Linked DNA regions of Homo sapiens: region 1 is linked to region 2. A link is an interaction called in ENCODE POLR2A ChIA-PET data of the cell type or tissue named here. Cell type or tissue: PC-9. All regions are shown on one strand.

Region 1 (2,500 bases), 170 kb before region 2:
AAATAAGATTGAGGTTTAAATGATCCACAGATTGGATAACTAGCTAACGAATACTCAGGAACTGGCTTTAAATCCAATATATACAGCCATGTCCTGCATGCTTTGGTACTAATCTTCTCCATTTTCACTTACAGTATGCAATCATCCTTTTGTTTTGTAGAATTGTGTTAAATTGCCTTTTCAAATCTGAATAGTCAAAAATCTATCTTTTTACAAGTGAAACTTAGGTTTGACAGATTCAAATTCTAAACCCACCTGTCCTCAGTGTTTCTTTTGCCTTTTCCAAAACACCACTAACCTTCATCAGGTTAGGTATGTATTAGCATCTGATGAGCAGCTCAATACAGATCAGAGTTATACTGGACACAGATAAATGCCCAGGCAATGACTATAGTCTCCAATCTTACTGAAGACTTTGTGCTACCCTGTGACAGTGCCTGGGTGTGGCAAATGAAAAGTATTAAATAAATGCTCTGTAGACTACTAATATAAATCCTCCTCTACCAGATATATGAAAAAGAACAATATGCCAATAGAATTAAAGCTTCATGAAGGAAGGAAAAAACTGCTCTGTCTTATTCATAGATATATGCCTAGCACCTAGTATACAGCCTGGCACATAGTAGATGCTCATTAAACTTCTGCTGAATAAATGAATGAACACGAGAGCAATCTCTACTACTGGTTATTCTATACTCATTGTATTCATATATTCATCAGGACAGTGTAAGAGTAAAGGGAAATGGCCAAACACTAATTCTTCACAATACTGGGATTCAGTTAAATTTAATTCATCTTATAGGTGGGTAATGATTCATAGACCTTGAAGTTCTCAAAATACAGAAAGTTAAAAAAAAAAAAAAAAAGAAAGAAAGATGCCTGGAATAAATAATATTCTAGTTATTGCTTAGTTGACTCATAGTGACATGCTTCCAACCTGGGCATCAAACAAGACACTTTAGAATAGACATCAAATCCTGATCCTCATGGCCTTAGGTTTTTATTTAGAAGGGGAGTTAGGCTGAAGTAATTCTACAAAGCCAGTTTCAGTTTGTGGTAGAATTTCTTGGGAAATGTTTTCAAGATAGTTTTTCCTTTAGAGGAATAACAAAAGTATTAGTTCATGAAGCACACAGAACATAGAAAATGCATAGAAAGAACATTCTTCATTCTCTTTACTTGCTAAATAAAGCCAAGCCCAAAGCAATGCAATCTATTTGATGTGTTAGTAATTTATTTTTAGATCCTAGAGTCAATGTTGGCCTTGCTGCCTTTACAACCAAGGAGTCCTTATGAAAAAGAAATAGTAATTTGGCTATAGTGTTGAAATCAGCTTTTTGTTCAAATGTATACACTATAGTAGGGTTTAGAGTGTGGGCTCTGGAGATAGATCTAGATTCAAATCTAAGCTCAGATTTCATTGTTTTTATTAGCTGACAAATATCCTACTCACTTCTAATCTTTGAAAAAGTATGTAAAATAAGTGTGGATTAACAACAACTCTGCTACCAGCAATTTCACCGCTAGGTATATAGAAACATTCTGCGTAAAAATGTTCCCAGCAGCATTTATAGAAAGCTCTTACCTAACATATAATGAACACTCTTATGTCAGCTATCAAAATTATTATTAATTAGCAAAAATTAGAAACAATGGCCATCATCAAATGGTTAAACTGTGATAGTCATAAAATACTACATATGAATTACAAATGAATATACCAGAGTTAAATGAATCCATAGCTGAATCTCAAAAATGTTAAAGAAAAAGTTGTAGAATAACTATATTATATATATACTATATAACATAATAGAATACTATGAATTGCTCAGGAATATAAACATGCAGTAAGAATATATGTGGATTATGGGGTGGGAGAAAGTGGGGTGCCATAAGGGGCTTCAGTGGAATGAGTAATTATCATTTTTTAAAAATGGGAGATAGGGTCATGGGGGTTCATGATATTATTCTTTGTAACTGTCTTAAATATTGCCTAATTAAAAAATTTTTTTTTATTTCTATTTTTTTTAGAGACAGGGTTTCACCATGTTGCCCAGGCTAGTCTTGAACTCCTGGGCTCAAGTGATCCATCCGCCTCAACCTCCTAAAGTCCCGGGATTACACGCGTCATCTACTGTGCCTGGCTACTCCCAATATTTTCTTGAAACAAGTGGATGACTTACAGAGAGCATAAGCTTCAAAGATAAGAATGTATTTTCCATACATTTAATATGGTAATACACTAGTTTCCCAAAAAAGTACCAAAATTAAAGATAGCTTTGATAATTAATAACAAGGATACACAGTGCATTAGATACCCTCTAATACAATAAACACCAGAAAAGCAGTATGTATACCTGGCACCTGGGTAGATCCACAGGTCCATTTAGCAATTGAAAAACACAAGAAATACATGCCACACGGGCAAATCAGCCACCTTTTCCCTACACTGGCTGAATTAGACACTTATATTTTTGATACAAACTTATTCTGAAGTTCT
Region 2 (2,500 bases):
ACAAAAAAATTAGCTGGGCGTAGTGGTTGGCGCCTGTAATCCCAGCTACTCAGGAGGCCGAGGCAGGAGAATCGCTTTAACCTGAGAGGCGGAGGTGGCAGTGAGCCGAGAACATGCCATTGCATTCCAACCTGGGTGACAAAAGTGAATCTCCATCTCAAAATAAATAAATAAATAATAATAATAAAAAAATTAATAAGAATTATCTGTTTTTCCAATTTTTAAAACATTAATCAATTATATCTGTTTGCCATTTTGATCTTCTTTTATGACAATACAGTTACCTAGTTGACAGAATTCCACCTAAAAGCAAAGAAATCTGGAGCTTTAGTTAACCTGTGCAGTCTTTTAGAGGTTAAAGATATAATCATTGCCAATAGGCTTTTTGAATCATTGAAAAAAACCTCACAAACCTCTTTCCCCACCAGCTTTACCCCTGTCATCACCACCATCATGACTACTTTCCTGACCCTATTGGCCAGGGGTTATAGATTCAAATTCTTACAGATTCAAATTCTTACAGTGAAGAATTCAAATTCTTCACTCATTGATCAAGCAGATCAATGAGTGAAGCAGGCTAGATGTACAATAATAGGGAATGGTGGGGACTGTGGCAAACAGAGAGCACATCTGTGTCCAAAAGAAGGCTGATAATTATAATCAGGGACAGATCTTCTGATTCTTTTTTTTTTCTTTTTTTTTTTTTTTTAAGACAGTGCCTCGTTCTGTCAGGCTGGAGTGCAGTGGCACAATCTTGGCTCACTGCAACCTCCACCTCCTGAGTTCAAACGATTCTCATGCCTCAGCCTCCCAAGTAGCTGGGATTACAGGCATGCACCACCATGCCCGGCTAACTTTTGTATTTTTAGTAGAGACAGAGTTTCACCATATTGGCCAGTCTGGTCTTGAACTCCTGGCCTCAAGTGATTCACCTACCCTGGCCTCCCAAAGTTCTGGGATTACAGGTGTGAGCCACTGCACCTGGCCAGATCTTGTGATTCTTTAAGAGAAGTCAGAGATCTGAATTTTTATGTGTAATTCCTCTAATTTAAAAATGTTTTTTGTTTGTTTGTTTGTTTTAATCCTGAATGTCTAGGAGTAGAAGAATCCTATATGCCATCCTCTGGCAGGTAGGTTACAACAGTGTTGACTTGGGCTTTCATTGTCTCATGGAGATTTTTGTGAAACAGCTCTTGGAATTCTCACTCATTGCTTCCCCAGAGATCAGGCAAGATCATGAGGAGCTAAGTCAGGGGACAGTTAGTTATGGTCTGCTGAGGACTTTATGCACATAATTTGACTCTGTAAACAATCCTATGAAATGGTCATGATTGTCGCAACTTTGGAGATGAGGACGCTGGGTTCAGAATGCATAATTAATGTATAGAGAGTGACTAAGCTGAGATTCATACCTGGGCTGATCCAAACCCTGGGACTGGAGTAGGAAAGAGGATATCACAGAAGGGGTAAAGGTTGAATAATAAAAACTTCACCTCTCTCATAATATGCTGAGATATCTCATAATATGCTGAGTGATATCAGTACAACCCCACTTCTAATGACCCTCAGAGAAATTATTTCTGGAAATAAAGGAAATTTACAATAATCTTAGTTGGAGAGCCTTTTGGAAATGTTACAACACTCCTTGAGATAATTTGCAACACCCTGCAGTGTTGCAGGACTGGAGCTGAGAATTGCTGCCCTAAATATTTGCTTGTCCTCCTAATGATAATAATCACCAAGTATTACTCTTTGTCAAGGGGTTTGCATAGATCATTTCCGATCTTTGCAACAACCTCTGAAAGGTAGGCGTTGAAGCCTCCATTTTATTGGCAAGGAAAAGGAAGAGTTGAGAAACAATATAACTTAGTGTAATAACAGTAGTGCAAGCCAGAATAAAATTCATCTCATTTTATTTTAAAAAATCAAATCATGATTAATCTCATGCCAGAGACTATAGGGAATAAAATTGACACATTAATCACAAATTTCCTAATACTCAGGTAATCTTTTCCCAAGAGTCTATCTCTGCAACTTCAAGGTTGCTATGTGGCAAACAACTTACATCATGGGTTGTTTACATATACATACTGGTGGAAAACATGGCGAACACTATTGTAAATTCACAAAAAAAAGTGAGTTCTCAGAAAATTGTATATATATACATACACACATATATATACACACCCACATATATGTACATATACAGATATATATATAATGGAAGAACTTCAGATCTATATATATATACATACACACACATATATGTATATTTTTATTTATGTGTATATATATATATATTTATATATATACATAAAAAATGGAAGATCTGGAGTTCCTGCCAACATATCCCTACAGTAAAGTGTTGCTGTGGAAACCCATGAATTCCTGAATGATTTGTCCTTACTTCTTCTGACACTCCTGATAGCAGCACTAGTGCTAGCCTGTTTAAATTGTAGTTAGTAATAACAATCTCATATTTTCATGTTACTGTATAGTT

The links. Peaks named below come from ENCODE experiments on the same cell type or tissue, not always from the same donor. Only the 100,000 strongest peaks of a DNase experiment are listed, where the experiment ranks them.
Region 1: POLR2A ChIA-PET joins it to region 2 with 5 read pairs; 5 of 35 experiments call an interaction of 5 or more read pairs at or near these places.

The regions. Positions count from the first base shown.
Region 1 is chr17:30,481,494-30,483,993 of GRCh38, reverse strand. The region is part of intron 2 of GOSR1 (golgi SNAP receptor complex member 1); the gene reads right to left. Among named protein-coding and RNA genes, the nearest start is that of GOSR1, 5.3 kb to the right of the region's middle. In PC-9, no CTCF peak of the experiment used is centred here; no DNase peak of the experiment used is centred here.
Region 2 is chr17:30,311,294-30,313,793 of GRCh38, reverse strand. It overlaps LOC105371721 (a long non-coding RNA gene), which reads left to right. Exons shown (of 3, transcript XR_934656.2): 2 at 1,097-1,130. Among named protein-coding and RNA genes, the nearest start is that of BLMH, 21 kb to the right of the region's middle. In PC-9, no CTCF peak of the experiment used is centred here; DNase peaks (open chromatin) are centred at 1,333 and 1,693; H3K27ac peaks cover 1,022 bases.